Regions from separate parts of the Mus musculus genome. Here region 1 is linked to region 2. Evidence: chromatin loops called from intact Hi-C (ENCODE). Cell type or tissue: heart. All regions are shown on one strand. Each heading gives the region's core, and the rest is flanking DNA. Links, peaks and the distances in the headings are about the cores only. Region 1 overlaps Csmd3 (CUB and Sushi multiple domains 3). Region 2 overlaps Csmd3 (CUB and Sushi multiple domains 3).

What was found. Hi-C counts contacts between places; a loop is a spot of excess contacts. Peaks named below come from ENCODE experiments on the same cell type or tissue, not always from the same donor. Only the 100,000 strongest peaks of a DNase experiment are listed, where the experiment ranks them.
Region 1: a loop joins it to region 2, with 6 times the contacts of the local background. A loop is called at or near these places in 9 of 42 quality-filtered maps.

The regions. Positions count from the first base shown.
Region 1 is chr15:48,773,373-48,785,709 of GRCm38, reverse strand. The region is part of intron 1 of Csmd3 (CUB and Sushi multiple domains 3); the gene reads left to right. Among named protein-coding and RNA genes, the nearest start is that of Csmd3, 12 kb to the left of the region's middle. In heart, for the core only: a CTCF peak has its summit at 6,049 (motif pointing right); no DNase peak of the experiment used is centred there.
Region 2 is chr15:48,098,235-48,110,571 of GRCm38, reverse strand. All of the region lies in intron 13 of Csmd3 (CUB and Sushi multiple domains 3), which reads left to right. Among named protein-coding and RNA genes, the nearest start is that of Gm23530, 300 kb to the right of the region's middle. In heart, for the core only: a CTCF peak has its summit at 7,762 (motif pointing left); no DNase peak of the experiment used is centred there.

The sequences.
Region 1 (12,337 bases), core at 1,988-9,987, 680 kb before region 2:
ACATTCTGTTCCTCCAGATAATAATTTGATCCTATGAGATAAGAGTTGGGTGAAACAGGGTCCTATAATGAATGTTCACAATGCATGAGTGGGCCGTCTAACTTACAGTTCCAGGCTGAGATTGTTATTACCTGCATTCTCACAGCCTTGGATCTGTGTCCCCTGAAAGGATTCCTTCAAAAGGTCTTGCCTTACAACTGCTCCTCCATATTTGGGGTTAGGCCCAGCAGTTTTCATCTCTAAGAAGTTGCTCTGTCACAAACCAGTTAGCTTTAAACTGATATTCAGGAGACCCCCTTTGAATAGAAAGTGAAAGAAAATGAACTAAAATCTGGCTTGGCAAATCACTAATTCTATTGGCTGTTGTGTGTCTAAGGATTTCTCACAGGGTTAATATTTTCTATGGAAGGTAGCCGTGTCCCACGACTGTATTAAAAATCTCTCCTAAAATGTCTAACCTTATCGCTTTAGCATAATAGTCATGCAGAAGGACATGAAGAATGTCAGAGGGATTCTGGTGGCATTAGTTATAGCATCATTACCCTGTCAGCTCATAGGCACATTTACTGCAGTGATTTTTCAAGGCTTCTCTAGGAAACGGTACCAGTATCTTCTAGAAACTTTTCTGCCAAACAAAAGTCTCAGGTTCTCACCAGCACAGCACTGAATCCTGTTCTACGGAACATAGGCACAGGCATTTGTTTTCAGCATGCTAAGTAGTTCATTTTAATGCTTTCAAAAATTTATAGAAAACAACTCCAGTAAACTAGGAAAACAAACCAACCAACCAAGGCACTAGAGCTACATACACACACAAAAAAAATTGAAATGATAATGACATGGAGGACCTTTATATAAAGAAATCAGATTTTCTAAGCCTCAGCTGCACTGCTCGTATGCTTCTGCAAAAGACTGTATCTTTCAGTGGACTTATTGAATCAGGTGATTTATGTGAATCAAGTGTGTAGTCAAGAGCTTGGCAGAACTACCATGAAATTAAACTTTGCATGTGCAAAAAGAAGGGTCTTCATCTGTTATATCGTTAGTCCTTAACTTTTCCTCAACAAGTACAATTTCCTCTTACAAGTTCTTGCTATCATTGACTACCCCATTCTAAAGCAATATTCTGCAATTCCTGTTGGTCATACTTTATCATGCAAGTCTCTCCTTCAGTCTATGTGTCGAGAGAGGAACAGAATTTGAAAAAAAATTGTTAGCCAGACTTTAGACCAATTTCATCTCTTCATTCTGATATGGATTAACTTGAATACCAATTGACTGGCATACTTATATAGATTTATCTACTTGTGACACAAATGGTAATATTCATAGGACTACAGGTGCTCTTAAATATCAGGAGAGTCACTTCTCATGGATCATAAACAAGCACACAAGGAAAGTACCAGTGCACTTTCTCAGGTGAAAATGGGCATTGGCTCCTGACCTGAGACTGTTTTACTGGACATTAGAGACAATGTTCAATGCTTATTCTTTTATAGCTTTTCAATTTTATTTCAGTTAGCTTAGATGGTACCCAATGAAATAATCAACCGTAAATCTTTACATTTAAGCAACGGATGAAAACTGAAATCACACAAAACTATGTATCATTACATATATGTAGTTAAAAATACAAGCAATGGTAAATACTTGCTTAGGTGGTGACAAAGGAGATGATTAATGGCATGGGATATTCTTAATACTGATACAAGATCATGTATATGGCTCAGTGGATAAAGATGCCTGCTGCTAAGATAGTTAACCTGAGTTCAAATTCTGGGACCTTAATGCTAGAAGAAGAGAAGCAACAGCGAGAATTTATCCTTCTGCCTCCACTCAAATGCTGCTGCTGTGGGCATGACATGTGCACAGGCTTGCTAAAAAATACATGTAAATAATAATGTAATAAAAGATTGAAACAACATATGTGCTAATTAAATAAAATTTTCTAAAAAATTAACTGTTATTAGCTATATGTCCATAAATGAATTCAGTTTATAGGCTAATTTTTATGTATTCTTAAAATGTTTCTAATCTGTTTTTGTATTCTGGAAACAATTTATTCTTTGAAATGTAAATCTACAAAATCAATTCTTAATTTGCCTCCTGGATTTTTATTAAGGTTAAGTCATATTAAATGAGAACTATAAATCCTTTCTAGTCTGTATTTTAATAGGTACAGTTTCATCTTACTTATAAAATGAAAATATTGTTTATGACTCTACCTTAAAAATTTCATGAACCCAATAATATTATTTGGTTATTCTCATAATTGCAGCATGTGGACTATTTTCATTTTCTTTTTTAGAGACTTGAGTAAAAAATTGGAAAAGTAACAACTTCTGCTAATTTGAGAAGTTGAAATGTATAGAAAGTGAGTAATATATAGATATAATTTCCATGAAAGCTGACTTCATAATTTTTAGTATAAAAAGATCTTCCTTTATGCCATATTAGCTATTGTAAAAGACTACCCATGATGCAGGGTTTTAAAGTCTACTGTATGTAGCACTCAGGTTAGACTATAGCTCCAGGAAGTTAGGGATACCTGGTTTATACAGAGGCTCAGGCATTGTCACGTTTGGGGACATGTTTTTAGGATATTTTTTGTACTTCTTATGTGTGGTGCCTCTTATGTAGTATCTTCATCTCAAATAATAGTTCTTCCTTTTTCAATCCTGAACTTCAAACAAGCATCTGTCATAGTTCTGATCTCATAGGTTCAAATTATTATCTTCGTTTACAAGGTACACTTCACCTACTGCATAGATTTGCAAAGCCTGGACAGGATCTTTTTAGCTTATGATTAAGAAAAAAAAAAAAAAAAAGAAAAAGAAAAGAAGAAAAAAAGAAAAAGAAAGAAAGAAACAAGGATCAAACTCTCATAGAATTTTCCAAATCTAAAATATGTGTATGGTTAAATTCATATTTGAATATCTTCAGTTTTAAGGGGAACACTGGGGCTTAGAGAAATTAATTCACAAGAAAGGTTGGACTCACAATCCTGTTATACACAGACACTGTGCAGTTACAGTAGCAGGTAACAACTCCATTTCTGAGCTACCTATTTCTTTTACCTAGCTTGCCTAAGTCAACTGCCTCTGTGTCAATACAGCAGGCACTGAAGATATTTTTGCAATTCTATAAACAATAATTAGGAAAGGATTTCAAATATAGTGCCTGAGATTTCAATTACTCTGTGAAATGAAAAATCTAGCACAAAGGTAAAAACCAATTAAAAGTGATAATCCTTAGATTCTATCACATTGATCTTGAGTACAAAATTTGAATGTAAGAAACAGCATGAATGAATCATGTGGTATACATATATATATATATATCAATCTATTAGTAAAAAAAATTAACCAATTTTATTGTAAGATTTAAAAAAAGTTATTTCTGACATTAAGCTCCTACCAATTTCCATATAGTTTTAAGAATGAAAGCATTCCTAAAATCCGTTTAGTCTGTTACATACGATTTATTTGCAAGAGCTAATGATTTTTTCAGAGTGTTAAAAATATTAATAATACAAGTCCATTCCCAAATCTATTTCATTCTGCAAATTGGACAGTCCTACATAGAAACATCAAGTCTAGCTGTGTATAGTCACATAAAAGGGGAAACAGCATTTAGAATAAGAGACTTTCCAAGTCAGGTCTTAGTTCATTTTCTTTCACTTTCTATTCGGAGGGGTCTCCTGAATATCAGTTTAAAGCTAACTGGTTTGTGACAGAGCAGCTTCTTGGAGATGAAAACTGCTGTGCCTAACCCCAAATATGTAGGAGCAGTTGTAAGGCAAGGCCTTTTGAAGGAATCCTTTCAAGGGACACAGATCCACGACTGTGAGAATGCAGGCAATGACTGTCTCAACATGGAAGAATAACTTAGAACTTAGTCTGCCCACTTATACATTATGATCATTATAAAATATGTCCCAGTGTAGAGAGATGCCAGCACAGGGAAGGGAGAGTGGGTGGGTTGGTGAGCAAGGGGAGAGGGATAGGATGGGGGGTTTTCTGAGGGGAAGCCAGGAAAGGGGATAACATTTGAAATGTATTTAAAGAAAATAGTCAATAAAAAAATACAATCTAATTTTACAAAACTGTTCAAAATAGGCATTTTGTTGTTAAAACATGAATTGTGTTTTTCAGGTATGATTATAATAATTGAACTTTCTGAACTGATAGTTAAAATTTCTCCTTCTTTTTGTTATATATTCAGAAATTTCATCTGAACCTCCCTGTTAAAATTTTAAGGCTCGAGCCAGGCACTGTAGCAGGCACTGCTAGTTCCAGCACTAGGAAAACAGAGGCAGACAAATCTCTGTGACTTCAAGGCCACCCTGGTCTACTCAGTGTCTTTCAGTATAGCCAGGGATAAGTAGAGAGACTTTGCTTCAACAACCAAAACAAAAGTAAAGAAGTCAATAAATACATAAAACTCCAGACTCAGGAAAGTTACTAATACTCTTCCATGAGCAGTTCAGAGGATGTGCTCATTGAATGTTCTACTCTTCATGGGAACACTTAGTCCTTCCAACTTCTGCCCAATGTCATGTGTGAAGGTGGAGCTACATCTTATCTGCAGTGCATTTTCTGTGGCTCTGTGTGGCAACACTTCATTTGATGTTGCAAGTGTGCTACCAGCCAAGCTCTCCACAGCTTAAAACCTGATAATGTCATAATCATTCAGTGATTTTTTTACTGAATTTTTAAATGACACATTAATTTGTGATTTCAATTTCATGAAGTTTGTGAGTAGATGGGGGAAGCACTTTTATCGAAAACCATCTTTCCGTTCTCGTCCTCTTCATAGTTCCTCATTAATGGTACAACACAGAATTGTCAGCTGTGCTTTCTGCTTTCATTTTACTCTAGTTTCTGAAACATTATTTTAAATAGGGATAGCTGATCTAATTATTTTGTTTGTTAACACTATGGAGGTTGTCTGATTTAAAAGAAATCTGAGGAGAATAATGTTCGTTTTATCATTTTCCCAAGAAAATAATACCTACGTGATTATGTCTATCAACTGAGCCAAGAATGTAGAAATATAATTTTACAATGTACTTTTATGTTATGAGACACTTATTACAGAAAAGTGAATGTAAGATGTGTCTCTTGTTAGTTACTTAAAATGTAATTAGATATTTACTGAATCTGAAATTAATAGATATTGCATTTCCTTTCAGTTTTGAATCAACCTTTCTCACAGACAAGTAAATTTTGCGACTGCTTTTAGGCAGAGGATCTGACTGGTCTCTCAATAGAGAAAGTTACACCTAGCTTCCCCTCTCTTTGAGCTCTGTGTTGCTAGGGGCTGCATTTGCAAGATAACAGATCAAAGGGTGAAGACCTGGGAAAAGAAAGGTGATAGAAACTCCTGGTAGCAAACCCAACAAGCTACCTCCCTTCTTGGCAGCACATTAGAAGTGACTGGCCTAAATCCAAGGGAATCTTTAGGTTTACACATTTATGTACACACTTAGAGCTAGAGTAGGCTCTTCTTCTTCTTCTTCTTCTTCTTCTTCTTCTTCTTCTTCTTCTTCTTCTTCTTCTTCTTCTTCTTCTTCTTCTTCTTCTTCTTCTTCTTCTTCTTCTTCTTCTTCTCATTTATTCCTTTAGCTGATGCTTAAAATAAAGCAGCTGAATTAATTTCAATGTTTTGTATAAACAAATTTTTATCCAGACTATTTGTGTGTGTGCGTGTGTGTGCGTGCACGCGAACCCTTGAACCTCCAGCTTTGTGTTCTAAGATAATGAGAAGATGAACTCTCTTATATAAAATTTAATGGAAATGCTCACGGGCCCATGCTAAGCCGACTTTAATTTCTCTCTAGTGCTTACTTGTTTTTATCATCATCATCATCATCATCATCATCATCATCATCATCATCATCATCATCATCATTATTATTATTATTATTATTATTTACGTGTTATTATGAATAATATTATTTTATGTATGAATATTATTATTTTGTGCATGAAGGTTTCACATGCATGGTGTTCATCACATTCATGCAATGCTCATGGACGCCAGAAGAGGGCACCAGATCCCAGGAACACAGAGCTGCTTTATGACTGCTGAGAACCAAACTTGGGTCCTCTGCAAGGGCAACAAGGGCTTTTAACCGCTCTCAGCCTCAGCTCTCCAGTCTGTTCCCATTACTTAAGAAAAACTTTTATGCATAAATTTTGCTACTATCTGAATATTTTTCTGTTAATTTTTTTAAAAAGTATTTTAATTTGTGTGTGCGTATGTGTCTGTCTGTCTGTCTGTCTGTCTAACACATGTGGCTGTATCTACAGGCTAGAATAGGTCAGATCGCCCGGAACTGCAGTTTTCTGTTATTTGTGAACTGTCTAACACGGATGCTGGGAACCAAACTAGGGTTCTCTGGAAGAACAGCCAATGCACTTAACATCTGAGCAGTGTTCAAGCAACTTTGGTAACTAACTTTAAATGAGACCAAACAGCAAACTTAAAATTATACTGAAAATCTCTAGAAAGTATTCAATATCTTACTTCCTTAGCAGCATTCATTCATTTGTTGACAGATGAATATTATAAGTAAGAATTTGAACTTTACTTTAATACACTACCAATGCACTAGTTCCCTGGAATTCTTTTCATTTTGCAACAGTTTAAAGTTCACTTCTTATTTGTATCTGAGTTTTTCAAAGACTATTGAAATCCCCTGTATTAGAAACACTTTGCATTATATTTATGTGTTTAGTGTAAAAACAAAATTCCCGAAGACCTGGCAGAATGTTAGAGATGTTACTCATTAGCTTATGCGGCACCCAAGTTCATGTACATTTCAAATTTGATTATTTCTAATGTTTCTGACTTTGGATGAAATTCTAACTTATTTCACAATAGTGTTATTAGAATAGTGTTATTTTAAATTATTTAACATAACTTAGACATTGAAGAATATAATAGATTTTATTTTCACAAAACCTACAAGAGGATGCAAGCCCTAAACTCACTAGTCTATTGATGTCCATATTGGTTGATCAAGGCCCCTATTTAGACAGCAAAAATAAAATGAGCTGCTTCCTCCTCTCAAAAAAGACATAGAGTTTCATTTAAAATCAGCTTTATATAAAGAATAAAAACAATCTTACTACTCTGACATTTTCTTGTCATTTGGTGAGATTCTTATGATAGTATCAATACTGGTAACACCAACTTTGTATATTACATATAATAAATATTTTATGTTATGCACATTTAATTATACAATAAGGTTTATGCTATGACAGTTAAATAAAGCACCTTATTGATATCATTTGGAGCTGTCCATCATATGTCACATTTGGGGATCTACTTTACTGTTAAAATGTTAGTTAACTCTCATCTGTCTACCTAACTGGTATTAACTAGTTTACACAGCAGCACAAAGGTCTCACATGCATTTCTGCCACAGTGTAAGTACAAATGTATAATAACCCATTATAATAAATTATGTTTATTTATTTTACTGTATTTAAGATTCTGCTTCACAGCTCCCCTCTGTCTCCATAGTACTCTCAGTTAAAATTGAATTCTTTACCTGTTCATTCTATGGTCCTTGAAACATGTCCCAGCAATCTATTCAGTAAAGTTCATGTACTGGTGGGCCAGTATTAATTTAATATGTAAGAATCTAGGTTTAATGTTTACTAAATGACCACGTACTAAAGTTAATATTTTCCCCAGTTCTGAGTTAAAATCCTGTCTATATAGAGCAAACCCATGCATTTCCCTATTACATCCATCATCTAGCTTTACACTTTGGTACATAAAGTCAGAAGCTTGAGATAAAATGGCTTTTGGGTAGAGACATTGTTTCACTTTTATTGATGCAAATAAAAGAAAAGATCTCCATATGTCTCCTGGTGATTTCTCAGTGTTCTCCACAATGGAATCTCAGCTTATTTTTTAAATCCTGCAATAACACATGCGGTAATTATCAGGGCACAGTGATTTGCTGCCTATGCCATCGCAAGTCAGTGATTTAAAATAATTCTCTCTCTGCCTCTCTTTCTTCCCCCCTCTCATTTATTTGTACGCGATTATGGATGCAAGTAGGTGCATTTGTGTGTGCAGGTCCGATGACAGCCTCAGGTATAGCTCCCAAGACTTCGTTAGATTCTATCCAACTGAAAAATCAATCAAACATACATACAACACAAAACAAAACAAAAACAAAGAAAGAAAGAAACCCAGGGTCTTTCAGTGGCATGGAACTAGGGAAGTAGGTTGGGCTGGCTTGTGAGCTAGCCCCAGGATCTTTCTACCTCCACCTTCCCAATGTTGGGATTATAAACTTCTGGTGAATTTTCTCTCCTATGCCTTCTGGGTATAGAATTAATATTCTATTGCAAAGCAAAAGATTTACAGTTTGTGTAAACTCCTCAGCACTCACTCTTTCTTTCTTTCTTGTAATATAATAAAGAAGAAAATAGAAAATGGTCCCTTTATACTAGATAAGGATGCACTAGTACCAGAAGGAACAACTCTACTAATATGTCCCTAGGATGCCTTCCTGAGTATTTTGATATTTTTCCCCTGAAGTTATAATACTATGTTTGTTTCAGATCATCACTAAAATTTTACCGTGGAATGGCAGTTTTATATCATTTGTTCATTATCTAGGATGCAACGGAGTAGTTTCTAGCTAGCTTGTTTTCTTTTTTTTTTCTGGTTTCTGTCAATATACACAGGAAATTTTATGAGGCCACTTGCAAGATGTAGATTAAGCTTCCTTGATAACTAGCTAGTTAAAAGAAGACCAACAGAGTCAACTAACCTGGAACCCTGAGGCTCCCAAAAACTGAACCACCAACCAAAGAGCAAGCATGGACGGGAACTCGGCATCCCTGCACGGACTTAGCAGATGTGCAGCTTGGCCTTCATGTGGGTCCTCCAACAACTGAAGCAGAAGCTTACACTGACTGTTCCCTGCCTGTGGATCCTGCTCCTCTAACTGAGCTGCCTTCTCTGGCCTTAGGGGGAGCGGATATGTCAAGATCTACAGTGACTTGAGGTGTCAGGATAGGGTGATAGCCAAGCAGGACCTACCACTTCTCAAGGGGAAGAGGAGGTGAGAATAGGGGAAGGACATAGAGGAGAGGGGCATATAAAGTCAATAAATAAATTAATAGAAAACTGGCTAGTCATTGTCAAAATTCATCTTCCCTACCACCCACCTCCCTCCAAAACTCTTTGGGTTTTGACTAAATTGTGCAGCGTTTTTGTTTGTTTTGTTTTTTGGGAGGTGGGGTGGGGAAAGTTGTTGCTTTGCGTATCTCTTTAGTTGAGCTTCATGGTAGGATATTATTGCTAGTTCTTCACAACCTCGTTTACAAGCTTCCATCAAAGACTCCGCAGGATTACAATAAGTTTCCATTTCTTTTCTTTTTATGATTTAGAATATGGATAGCAAGTTGACTGGCTTTGACTTAACTCACTGCATGACACCTGGACATGGACACAGGAGTGGATCAAGTGATCTATGTCATTTCAACATCTTTCCCAAGAAGGGTATTAGGATAAAGAGATGTGTTTGCTACATACACCTTATACACATTTAAACATGTTAGATTAAATGCAAAAAACAAAAATTATATTAAAAATAGGCTTTAAAGGACTGTAGAAAAGACTTAGTGGTTAAGAACACTAGTTGCTTTTCCATAGGACTTGGGTTCAATCCCCAGCTGCCACTTAGCAGTTGACAACTATCTGTGACTCCTGGGGATCCTATGTCATCTTCTGACCTCTGTACGCAACAAACATACGTGCACAATACAATATCCAATCTCATAAGATAGATACATTTTATATTTTTAGAAAGCATGAGGAATAACTTACAAAGAATTAACTAGCAAGTGGAAAAATCGGATCCTTTTCTTCTAAAAGTGTGTTGATATAAACACACTTTAAAATATTCAGCCTTACTTAACGACAAATCTATGGGTATTTTAAATGGTTGCTATGGCATACCAAAGCGTCCTGCCAAGGCAAAATTCTTGCATCCTTCACCACATCAAATTGAATTTCAGAGATTTGGAGAGAGAAAAACGTATTGTGTATATTGAAGTGATCCCTTTCACATATATGAGACCACTTTTCCCTGTAATTATTATTTCTGAGCTTACAGTGATTTATTTTACATGCTGTGAGAAGAAGTGAAGGCAAGAGAAACAGGAAAAATCAGAATGACATTATACAAAGGTCAGACCTATTACTTTGTCAGAGAGGTAGAAAGCACATTAGTGTTTAGACATGTGTCAAAGGATCCTTTATTAGGGCTGAGTTTGCTGCTCAAATGAAAACAAAAATTCATGTGTGGTAAAGATGTAGATGTCATGATACCATACTTCATCGTTGTGATTACCTGCCTTTTTCATTGTATATTTTTCTACCTTGCGATTTAATAAAGTTTAAAAGAGAGCCACATTTATAAAATATATAAAGACCTCATTCCATATTGATCAACATTTCCCAAATTTTAAATCCTGTCCAGACTGCATTGGAAGTGTTCTGTGAGTCTACTTCCTTTTAAAATTGTATTTTAATTGTTATCAATAATTTGTCCATGTGTGTGTCTTTGTGTGGGTATAGGCACATAAGTGCAATGCCTGCAGATGACAGAAGAGGGCATCAGGTGACTGGGTACTAGAACCAATTGTGAGCTGCCCGACATGGGCAATGACCTTCAAACCCTGATTCTAGGGAAGAACAAGAAGTACTCTTAAACCCTGAACCACCTCTCCAGGCTTTGATTTCATTTTTTAGAAATCTAATTGAAACGAATATGACTTTTATTGAGATAATTAAAAATCTGCCTCAGCATTATGTATCCTGATATAGCATCCTAAAAATGCATACTTTGTAAATTTACACTGAATTGAATTATATTATACTAAAACAAACTTACCAAATTAGTTTAGGCCAAACATGTGCACAGAAAAATAAATTTATACTGTACAAAATTTTGAATTGGTATATACTTCAAATCTTTTTAACTCCATCATTGTGGCTACTGATGTCTCTTTGGATATCCAATGTATTCTAGGAAACAAAATGTTTGGAATGTTTCATATCTGTTTAGTGTAAAAATGTTTCAGTAGGATTTGTCATCTTGATTTCTAAACATGCCATTCACTTGATTTTACTTGAATTCTGTTTTCATTACTTTTCTGATGCTGTGATGAAACATCATGACCAAGGTATTTTATAGAAGGAAGTGTTCACTTGTTCTATAGTTCCAAAAAGAAAATACTGATCATGTCAGGGAGCAACAAGCATGGTTGCTTGAGCAGGATGCTGAGAGGTCATATCTCCACATGGAAACACGAAACAGAGGGAGCAAGCTGGGAGTAGGGCAAGACATTTATTTATCCCTCAAACTCCATCATCAGTGATGGACTGTTTAGTTTTGTTTTGTTTTTTCTCTCTGTGTGATTTATTTTTCTTGTTTTTATTTTGTTTTTAAGAGAGAGAGAAAATGAACATGAAATTAGATTGTAGATAGTAGGATCCTGGGAGAGTTTGGAGAATTTGATAAAAACACATGCATGAAACTCTCAAAGAATAAATACAATTTTAAAAATGTTTAACATTGGTGTTCGTTATAACATATTTTCAGTCTAGACATGTGGTAACACATTATATGTTTGTGTGTTCGTGAATATATAGAGAGGTAGATTTTACATGTTTAATACATTTTTACTTGTTAACTATGTTTTAATGGTCAAAAATTCCACCTTGTTGCCAGGTAATCAGCTCAATATTATCCCAGTAGTGCCAACCCTCTAGGAGTTGTGGATGCTAGCTGCCATGAATGCACTACTTTTGTTGGATGCTGAAATTGGTTCTTTTTGAATAAATCTATCCTAGGAAGTAGGGAAGTTTCTAATACATCAACTACATGTTGTAATACATATAGAGTCACTCTTCTACAACCTTTGTCTTGTTTCCTGATTCTGTTTCCAGGACAATAACTGTGACCAAACCTTCTCTGGGGAAATTGCTCCATGAATTTAGAATACTTAGTGCTCAAAAGTGTGGTGAAACTTGGAGGAACCCAGAGTTCTGAACATGGCAGAGTTTAACCTCTTTACACTTACCGCAGTTAATATTGAGCTTCCTTAGATACTTCGCTTGCTTATTTTTTCTATATTATACATGTTTATATGGCTTTTGTTTTATTAATCTTATTTTGTTATTATTTTCCTTAATTTATTTCTTTACTTTCTGATCACGGGCCCCCTCCCTCTTCTCTAAGTCCCACCCTCACACTCCCTCCCCCCATCCCTCCTCCTTTTCTTTCTTCTCTGAG
Region 2 (12,337 bases), core at 2,940-10,939:
GAGCTGAATGGAAACACGGAACAAAGTATGTTTCTGTATTTTTTTAATTTTTATGTCAATTTTATATTAATATGTATAATTAAAACATAGTCCATAAACTATACATGATTCTTTTTAAAATTGTGTTATTTATTTTTACTCCAAATTTTCCACCTTCCTGGTCCCCCCTCCAAGAGTTTTTCATCCCATTCCTCCTCCCCTTTCGCTCTTACAGGGTGCTTCCCCATCCACACCCATCACTCATCCATCACTCCTTGCATCTCCCTTCCCTAGGGCATCACATCTCTACAGAATTAGGCACATCCCTTCTCACTGAGGCCAGAAAAGGCAGGTCTCTGCTACATATGTGCCTGGGCCATGGACTAGCACATGTGAGATAGCATCTTTCTTGTGCAATTTAAGTCAGTACATTTCTTACAATGACAAAGCCTGACTCAAGTGGATAACAGTATGTTTTAGGACATGGTTGACTTGTATCCTGGGTGTATGGTTATTTTGTAGATTTGTATCAAAAGAAGCCTATTGTAGCCACCTTTACACTTAATCTTACCAAAGTCACAACAATAACAACAGCAACAACAAAACAGTGGAAATAATGAAAAAAGTGTCATATACAGAGAGGGAGAGCATCGTTGTAGATGTGAGTCCTGAGAAGCTATAACAGCTATATTAGTTTTGTCAAAACTACTCATACCAGGGTTGCAGGAAATACATTGTCTACTAGATTGTGACTGGTTTATTTCCACACCTCTTCTGGGTGTTGTGCTACTGTTAATGTAGCCATGTTATTGCTTTCTAGGGCTTATACATTTATATTATACTTATTTGTATGGTTGTTAACCATTTAAATTTTGGTTGAATGAAAGTGGCATAAATGTTGTCAGAATATTAGGGAAAAAACACTCGTGCTCTACAAAGTGCATTTGCACCTTCAGGAATCACCTGGACATTGAAAATAAAACATTTACAATGACAAAAGAAAATGAGGTATTAATCACCTGAACTGAGTTTAAAAATTAGCATTTTATATTTATCCTGATGATTCTATATTCTAGCCAAGAATGAGGAGTACTTCACTATGGACACAGCAAAGTAAAAAATTGTACAGAGAAATTGAAGTGATGGTAGAGAAGCACCCTGAGAATGAAGGTCTTATTCCAAAGGTAGCGGTGCTAAAATATTATTTATGAAAATTATCTAAAGTTAAAGTATTAAAATGAGTAGTCACAGGAGAATACACATATGCTAATGATTTAGACACCTTCACAGAAACTGTTCTTCAGGTAATATTTAAGATAATAATAGCTATAATTATAATGCAATTAGTAGGCGCTAAGCATGAATCAAGTGCTCCACTTACATAAACTCATTTGAACTTCAAGCAATCCCAGTGGGTAAGGATTATTACTAACCAGGTTTTACAGATGACGATCTCAGGCTCGGAGAGGCAAGACAAGCTGTGCATGACCACATAGCAAGAAGATAGCCAAAAAAGTAATTTAAAACCAAGTCATACGATACCAAGGCCAATATCCTGGCAACCAATCAATTTCTCTAAGAACAGATTGTTATTTTCTGAGCTGACCAGTTTCAGATATGTTCTCATATCTCAGTTCTGTTTGATTTGATCCACTGTCCTAGCTGATGCTACTCCATGCTTGTTCTTCCATTTCTATTCCTCAAATAAACCACTCTTTATCTCACTCTGCAAGAAGCCCACTGTTAAATAACTATAATGTCATTACTAAGATATTACTATCTTAGACTGTAAATCCTCTCCAAGCTTAACAGGCTTTCCTACTTTTCTCTTTATGTTTGTCTCTGTAAATTCTGTTTCTCTCACTTACTGTTTTCCTTTGTGGTTTGTAAACTTCCTATATTTTAATATAGAAAAAAAAAACTATTGAAGACCAAATTGTCATTCACAGTACAACCCTTCTAATCAGAAAGTTACTGTCTGCTATTCCTATACCTCCTTTATTATTTACAAATTCTGGCAATGTGTAAGGCATTATTTTCTCTTTAGAGCTGTTTTAGAGTTCTGTTATCTTGCCTAAGGTTGCAAATCTAGTAAGTGGATGAGCTGGGATTTAAAGCCCCCCCATTCTAATTTCCAGATTTTGAAGTTTGCTGTGCCATTAGGAAAACTGTCCACAAAGTCGGAACTTCAACTATGTCTGATGCGGCAGGCCCATTTGTCTCCTGACAAAGCAAATTGTCCAACTGTCAAAGGAAAGCATCCTTGGTTCCAAGGTTCTAAGAGGAAGACCAGAATGTTTCCTTGGGGCTTCACTTTACAATGTACTCTCTAGTAGCAGATATTTGAATCATCAAAACCAATGCTGGTTTTTAAATAAACACCATAGCCCTTTGTAAAACATTTTCACAAGTAATTAGTTGCTGAGAAATCTTCATTTATCCAGCAATGTTTGCTACTTTATAAATACCTGATTTTTGTCAGTTCTGAATACATGGTTCCAACAAATTTAAGTTAGTAAGAAATTCACAGGAGAAGGTGAATAGGTTTCTGAGCCTAACTTTAGAAAGAGACCTTTGTTCTCTTCCAAGTATTATGTTCATTTGACTTAACAGCTTCTGTCATGAAATATGTATGTGTATGATATATAGGCATTTGTGTGTGTGTGTGTGTGTGTGTGTGTGTGTGTGTGTGTGTGTGTGTGTGTGTAAAACCATATGGCTGTATAGTTATGTGAAAGAGTATAGGTGTGTTCATGTGTGCATGAATGTGTGAATATGTATGTATGTGTGTTTATGCATGTGCACACGTGTGTATGTACATTAGTGTGTGTATGTTTGTGCATGAATGACGGTATGTCTGTGTGTGAAGAGTAGCTCTTTTCTGAACAATTTAATTACAGTTATCATTTCCAGTGGAGTTATCTGGATCAGAGTCAAGTCAAGTGGATTAATCCTGCATGTTATTTTGGTCAATGATTGATTACTTTAGCCTTTTCTCCCCCCAAAAAGAAATTTGTCTGTGGTTTTGCCTTTGATGAAGGATACAGAGAGATAAAAACTTTGTTTCAATATAATAAGTATGTTGGAGAAATGGTTTACATCATAAACCCTCAGTAAACAGATAGGCAGAACAGTATTGGATGGATGGCTCTGCTGTAGACAGTAAGGTACATCCTTTAGGAATGAGTCCCTCGCACCAATGGAACAAGTTTGAATGGCAACAGTGATCTCTATACTCTATCTGACTGTATAACATCCAAAAATAATTAGCTGTTTGAGTCAGAGTCCAATTTCCCATCGAGTGCTTTGTGTTATTAGACAGATATCACTGAACCCACACACATACACACACACTTATATATATATATGAGGTTTGTTTGAAGTAAAGGACAACAGCAGCTTTAAGATTCATATGCAAAGAAAGGTAATTTTGAAAAAAAAAATTATGAGTTCCTAGATTGTAGTAGTTCATTGCTTCAAATGTCACACACAGACTGCCTTCAGGTGTCACACACACTCTTTATCTCACGCACGTGCTCGTGCACACACACACACACACACACACACACACACACACACACAATTCTAACTAGAAGAATTCTATCTCCTGATTAGCTTTCTTTATGTCCATCTTAACATGTCTTCTTAAAAATCTCAAATTTGTTCTCTACACTAACATTAATTCTTCAGGTTACTAGTTCTTATATATCGTTCTTATGCATATCTCCATTTTATCATTAATTGTTTTAGTCAATGTTTGGAACTTTGATCACCTCATTGCTTATGATTAAATCTTCTTACCATTGGTTGATTTTCAAATTTTAGCAACCATCTTTCCCACTTCTCAAAGAAACACAAATTTAGGATATAAAATGAATCCTATTTCTTCTATTTATTTATACTTTTAGGATCATCCTTCGCATGTTTGTTAAAATACAGTATGTTTATCAATATGTTTCTTTAGGTTAAAACTCTTAATTCATTTTTATATTACAGAACTCATGACATAATATTTGTGTCATTGCTTTTGGAAACACCTTTAAAAAAGTGACATTGAATAAGTAAGATGTTATGAGAGACCATTAATAGATTCATGCAAAGCAAGGGAAATCCTTAATCTTGGGGGAACTTCAATATCTTTTGTTATGCATAAATTAGAAGATAAGACTTAACTGGAAATTTCTAGAGTTTCTGACAAAATGAAAAATAAAACGTTGTGAAATTTGGGGGAACCCATGGGAAAGGGCAGGGATCTTACTTAGGAAGAGCAGAGCAAAAGGGGTCAAAGACAGCACAAAACTACAAACAACAAAGTCAACAAATAAAGCTCATAGAGACTCACAAAAACCAAAACAACAATCATGGAACCTTTGTGGATCTGTACTAGGTGCTCTGCATATATATTATGGTGGTGTAGTTGGGTTTTTTTTTTTCTTTAATTCTTTTTTTTTTTTTTTTTTTTTTTTTTTTGGTTTTTCGAGACAGGGTTTCTCTTTTAGCTCTAGCTGTCCTGGAACTCACTCTGTAGACCAAGCTGGCCTCGAACTCAGAAATCCGCCTGCCTCTGCCTCCCTAGTGCTGGGATTAAAGGCGTGCGCCACCACGCCCGGCAATTAACAATGGAAATAGGAGTATTTTACTTACTCTTGAGATGCTTTTCCTTTTACTGGGTGCAGGGCATTTGTGGGGAAGGACTTGGAGGAGTGGAGGAAGGGGAAATTTATCAGGTTGTGATATATGAGAGGAGAGTAAGAGGTAATACAAAGAACACCCATGGTATGCACTCGCTGATAAGTGGATATTAGGGGAAAAGCTCAGAATACAAGTGATAGAACTTAGAGGCCATATGAAGCTCAAGAAGAAGGAAGATCAAAGTGAGGATGCTTCAGTCCTAATTAGAAGGGGGAAGAAAATAAACAGGAGCAAATATGGAGACAAAGTTTGGGGCAGAGCCTGAAGGAAAGGCCATCCAGAGACTGCCCCAGCTGGAGATCCATCCCATATACAGACACCAAACCCAGGCACTACTTTGGATGCAAAAAGTGCTTTCTGACAAGAGCCTGATATAGCTGTCTCCTGAGAGGTTCTGCCAGAGCCTGACAAATACAGAGGTGCATGCTCACAAGCAACCATTGGACTAAGCATGGGGACCACAATGGAGGTGTTCGGGTAAGGACTGAAGGAACTGAAGGGGTTTGCAACCCCATAGGAAGAACAATATCAACCAAGACCCCCCCAAGAGATCCCAGGGACTAAACCACTAACCATGTTTACATATTTACGTGTACACATGGAGGGAGCCATGGCTCTAGCTGCATATGTAACAGAGGATAGCCTTATCTAGCATCAATGGGAAGGGAGGCCCTTGGTCCTGTGAAGGCTCCATGCACCAGTGTTGGGGAATGCTAGGGTGGTGAGGCAGGTGTGGTTGTGTGGTTTGGAGAGAACCCTCATAGAAGCAGGGAAAGGTGGGATAGGTGGTATGCAGTGGGGAAACCAGGAACAGGGATAACATTTGAAATGTAAATAAATAAAATGATTAATAAACAAATAAATAAACAAACAAAATCAAAAGCTACTTGGGAAAAATATTAGAAAATCTGTTGTGCTTCCTCTCTCCTTCCTACACAGAAAACCATGTTACTGTGGCATCATCCAGACACATACATGTCTCATTGATCCACATATGAATTCACAGAGACTGTGGCAGCTGAACAATATTCACACAGATTCAAAACAAGAAAAGCCCAGCAAGCAGAAGGGGAAGTGGACACACAGTCTCACCCATAGCCAAGAAGATGTTTAGGATTGCTACCAGCTAGGAGAATGAAAGTCAATTTGTTCAAAGAGTTTCACTGGTTATATAAACCACATTCTAGGGCAGACCTCCTACTCAGGGGTAGTTGGCCAACAAAAACGACTCCATGTTTTTCTGGAGAGAGTGAGGAGGAAGAGGAGGAGGAGGAGGAGGAAAAGAGAGGGGAGAGAGAGAGAGAGAGAGAGAGAGAGAGAGAGAGAGAGAGAGAGAGAGAGAGAGAGAAAATGGAAGTGGTAGGTCAGAGTAGGAGGCGGGAAGGTCTGAGAGGAGTTGAAGAAGAGGAAAAAATATGATCAAAATATACTTTATTAAAAAATTAAGCCCAATAAAAAATCATATTTTATTAATTTGCAAACACATCTCATATATAGTGTCACAATGTTTGTAATAGCGAATATTTCAGTTTTTAAACAAAATAATATCATCTGGTATCTTAGGAGTTATACTAGTAAAAGATCAAAGCCCTAGATGAATTGTGTAAACATAAAGTTCTGAAGAATTTGAAGAGATAAAATATCATTAGGTAAATGAAACCATGAGAATACGCAATTGTAAGTAATCAGTGTAATATCTATAAAATTCAGTAAGGTGACAAATGGCTTTTACTATTTACTTTATTGTAACAATATCATGTAGATTTTTCTCCTAATGTTTAATTTTTATCTCTTCAAGTTAAACTAAACTCAAAATTTAAAAGGGTATAAGCATGAATTTTTAAACTCAACAGAAGATTGGTATTTCTTTATGTTTTGTTAGTAGTTGATTGTGCCTCCTCTTTTTCTGCTTTTGTTGTAATATCTATTCTGACATGCAATAGAGTAAATACCATATTTAATATAACTCTACACAATCTTGTTTTTTAGTAAATTTTAAATAATCCATGTTTTGATGCATTGGAAATATTTTGCTAATTTATTTCTTTTATTATTTCAATTAACAATTCCTTTTGAGCATATTGTGTGTGAATTAAATTATATCATATATTATAATTTGGTTATTTGAATACATATATTCAAATATATATTAAAATATATATGGAAATGACTAAACCCTTCTGTTTAACACATTCATCATAAAATTTTTATTGTGAATACTCTTAACATCTGATCTCTTAGTTTTTTCAAGAACACTACATTTTTTTTTTATCAACAGTCACAATGTTGCAAAACAGCTCTCTTAGACTTTCTCCTACATAAGCAAAGTGTTATGACCTTTAGCTAACATCATTTTAACACTTTCTTCCCTGCCTCACCCAGGTTATTGCTACATTACTTTCTCCTTCTAAGAGATTGTGTTTTGAAGCCATGCAATGATTCTCTTTTTTCTTACTTCATTGATTATCAACTTCTAATAAACCCCATAACATTGGTCTAGGTTGTATCCATGTCAAGTTTATAAAACACATAATTAACTATATAATTATCTGTTACATTAATGTATAGCAACCAAAAGGCATTAAACAATTATTAACAAGAAAATTTGATGTTTTTACTGCTTTATTTCATATAATCTGAAGTAAAGTAAAAACTCATGGGCTCTTTTGAACATTACCACTACTTGTTTCTTTTTCTTTTCTTTTTTTTTTTTTCACAAAGAAAAGAGAAACCAACAATGAATCTGGAAATGTAATTAAAATATAGATCAGGGGAAAGTTCCAATATATACATAATTGCAACTAAAGACATTGAAAATTCATTTCTGTAGCTTACAGTCCATTTGCCACAATAAATCAGAGAGTCACTTAATGAAAATTGTTTGATTGAAACACTTGTACAATGATGTTTATTTTTACATAGAAATATAATTACATTAAAATAAAAGAATTTCAGGCACTTTGATCAAGAAAACGTATCTTCTGACTACTTAATAATGATGCAGGTAATATTTGGCAAAAAGATTCTTTAATGAAGTAGTTTACTTCAGAAAGAAGTGTTCATGATCAAAGACACAACATTGCCATCTGGTGGTGATTTATGCAAAGCAGTTTTGTTAAATGACCTTTACTGCTAAACTGGTAGGTTAAGGCTGTAAATTAATCTTTGCAAGAATGATAGATCATATTACATGTGAAAATATGTGAATAAAGTATTGCTTATATGCCTGAGCTTCTAAATAAAATTGTTCTCCAAGGTACGATTACAGACCATAATTTTTTACTGAAAAGACAATAAAATCACTCCCTTTTATTATAATTAAGTATGCCTACACACATTTTAATTTAATTACTAATATACTAGCTTGTGTACGTAAACCTATAAGTAAATACATTTAATGCATGTACAAAATTATCTTTACAACAGATATACACTACTAAAATTATTTGCTATGGCTTTAAAAGTGTATTAAACATAATTTTAAATATCCCAATTAAATTATGATTAAAAACATTTTAAACTTTGTTATCATAAAATTGTAATAGCCAGAATATTATGAAAAAGCAAATAATCCTCATTTATATTGGGAAGAAGCACAGAAGTATAAAACAATTGTTGTGACAATCATTCAGGATATTGTCTTTGGAATCGATTTCAGTAGTTTACCTTGAAACCAATATGTAATGGAATGTCTAAGTCTGATGCCAATGTATAATGCCTAAAACAGATAGTTAGGCATTAAACTAAATTTACTTTACATTTTTCTCTACGCCTGTGTGTTTCTATTTTACAGCATTTCTGTAGTATTGAATTTGGTTACAATGCATTATAAACCAAACCAGAGTCAATTTTGAAATCCACTGGCATTTTTCCTTCTTTGGGAAATGACCCAGACATTTCAACCCAGCAAAATGTTTAATGAGAAATAAATAAAACTATAACATAATCCCACAGTAGGTAAATCTTGAGCGTCTGGGTTAGTAAATAAATTAGAAAAATCAACACAGTGATTTTAAAGTATGCCACTGTAAATTTAAACAGAGATTTCATCTGTTCCTTTAAAAAGAGATGTAGCTAACCTTTTAATGGGCCCTCCATTTTTTTTCCTTGTGGCATTCTTCTACAAGCAAAGGGCATTTGTAGCATTTGTGAGGGCAGAGATCTGGGGAGTTTATTTAAATGTATTATAAAGTAGTACCAACCATATTATTATAAAAAACAAATATTCTCATTTACATTGGTTAGCAACACAGATTTTCACTGAAGGGGAATACCACCAAGCACTCTGGCTTTAAAAAGTAATGTTTTTTTTTTGCCCCCTCCCCCCAGGAACAGTTAATATTTGTAATGCTTTGCAAAACCAAAGTATGTAAGAATGTTAGAGCACTCATATATCAGATGACCTACAACTTACAAGATGAGTTGTGATCTGTCTCTGCCTGTACTTGTAGAAAGCTATAAAAGGAGATTTTAGTTAGCACACATCTACTAAATTTGAACATATTTTGACACCAATTTCTTTTAAAATTTATCGACAGTAAAGAGGATATAAGACAACACAAATATTTTAAATGTAGATTGCCTTTGTCCTATAACACTGGGAATTATGCTCTGAATCACATTACCAAATACTGCTTGATGTACATCGCATATGGTCAGCTTTAATCACTGTCAGAGACTGAAGCTCTACTTATTAATAAATTATCATTGAAGTGGGGTTTTTTGTTTTTTGTTTTTGTTTGTTTGGTTGGTTTGGTTTTTGTTTGTTTGTTTGTTTTTCTGTTTGTTTTGTTTTGTTTTGTTTGAGACAGGGTTTCTCTGTGTAGCCCTGGCTGTCCTGGAACTAGCTCTGTAGACCAGTCTGGCCTCGAACTCAGAAATCTGACTGCCTTTGCCTCTCAAATGCTGGGATTAAAGATGTGCACCAACACTGCTCAGCTATTGAAGTGTTTTTACTGCAAAAAGAAAAGTACTGAAGTACTGAGATTCTCACAGGAATGTCTGAGGTTCTTTGCTTGTTTGTTACTGAAATCAAGAGTCTGCCTTACGTCATATTGATCCATGCATATACAAGTGATGAAATGATTCCTTCCTCTTACATCTAGGCTTCAACACAAATTGCTCATGCAAAGTAGAAAACAGACCCAAAATTCATTTATCTTGAAAGATTTTACTGTTGAAAGCTTAACCTAGAGTCAGTGTGATACGGTAAATATTATTTGTAGCAATGTTATAGTTTAAGAAATTTAAACATATTTGATAGCAAAAAATAAATGTAGTTTAAGAAGAGGAGTGGGAAAGAGGAGTCTGCTATTATGGGAAAGCATACATGCTCACTCCATTCACAACCCTGGAGTTACATGGCCCCAACAGTCATACAGGCCGTTGGGGCCATGGGACATTGCTTAATTTACCAGTTTCTTTACCTGTTCTATGAAGTTAATGACAATATATCCTAACATTATTGAGAAAACCACATTTAAATACATTTGAAAGTGTCTAGCACATACAACACTAAATAAATAATAACTATTATTCTGAGAATGGTAATTATTAGTACAAGACAGAATCTTGCTAAAATATAGAATTTCTTTCAGTCAAGATTATATTCTGACAAAGAAAATTACAGTGAATAGCAAAAACATCATTAAGAAGCTGAGAAAATAGCATATTTTACAATAGCAGTTTGAAAATAAAATCAATTTACTGTTTGCAAATTGAATAGTATGCATTAAGCATATGTAGGAGAGATATTTAACTATAATATCATGTTTGGCTACCATATACAATTACTATTCACTAGTAACTTTTTTAATATTGCCAGTGAAACTCTAGCCATATCGTTTGTACCACAAAGAATTTTAAAGATTATTCTTATATAATTTAGTGCAATGTAAAGTTATCAATTCATCATTTGAGCTTGGCTTATCAATCTACAATGCAAATTTAGATGCTACTAGAAAACATGGATGCATAACTTAAACATGATGGTTAAGATATTGGCAAAGTTATTATGTCTGACTCTTCTGATAGAATATGATCTTTCTTGAAGAGTTATCATAGTCATGGAACTCCTTGACATCTAGTAAACTAGGCAATCCTTGATTGCTGAGAGCAGTTGATTTCACAGACTTGAAAGTCTTTGACTTCATCAGTAAATGATAAGTAACAGATAAGAAAGAAGAAGATTATAGGCATGGCTGTGAATGCCTATAATCTTAGCACTTGAGATATAGAAGTAGGAATATCTGTAACTCAAGATTATCAAGTACACAGCTACACAGTGCATCTGAGACCACATAAATTTACAAACATACACATATACATACTCAAATAAATATGCTCATACACGGACACACACATAAATTTTGATATGTATGCTATATCAGAGACCATGACAATCTAAAAGAATACTTCACTGTATAATTCCTATTATGGAGGTTGTAAAGTAAAATATCATGCAAAAATATTTTCAAATTTGGGGAGTAGAATAGGTGGGGTCTGGGTGATGGCATCATGGGTAAAATCATTTTACAAAATTAACTTGATCACTGGAACCCATTAAGGCACCGAGTATGTAATTTCAAGATACCTAATACAAGATGGGACACCAAGAAATTGGAAAAACAGAGTTCGCAGGCAAGCTAGCCTTGAATACAAAATAAACCAAAAAGCAGAAATAAAACAAACAAAAATCTGATTCAAAACAAGCCTGAAAGTGAGAACTAATTTCTGAAGCCTTTTCTCTGATCTTGACACTAAGCACTGTACACCAAACACATGCATACTCACACATGCAAGCCAATACACATATGCATACACTAACATCACAAACATATGCATATGTCCACATACACTCACATACAAATTTTGATATGTGCATGTGTACATACATGTCTTCATTATTTTTTAAATTGAAATGCACTTTAAGCACATATATAATTGAATAAAACAGATGAATACTTAATTATTTGGCTTTTCAATATATATTAGAGTTTACCTTCCTGTACACGTTTGTATCCTATGCATACCAGGTATACATGAAGGCCAGAAGAGGGCATAAGGTCCACTAGAACTGTGAGTCACGATGTAATTTCAGTGAATTAAACCTCAGGCCTCTAAAGAGCAGTGCTTTTAACCAGTTAGCCTCCCTTAGAACTCCAGGAATAAACTCTAAAATTCACGTATTTAAAGAATGAGGATTGTTTTGTTTTGTTTTGTTTTGTTTTTATTTTCATGCAAAAACCTTGGAAATAATTCTGCCTAAACATTTCATAAGAAAATGGCTAAATAAACTAGAAACTTGCAGCTCTGCCTATATTCAGTAGCCAAATTAGGCCACTCCAAAATATTAGAGACAGAAATCTATGTACATAAAGTAATGTTTTTAAGAATAATTACAATGAATTGTTCACTACACATTATCTATGGGAGTTTCTATTTATATGTATATATTTTGCATAAAGACCATTGCATAAAGACCAACAACAACATCAAAGACATAAATAACCAAGCAGGAATGTGATTCTTTCATTGTCACTTGTCATGGAAACATTAGGTACCAGTCCTTCATTATTTCTTAAATTTTGGTAGAAAATGATGATCAAAATGTCATGGATACAATGAATAAAAACTACCCATAAAAATGTTGCTTCATTATCTATGA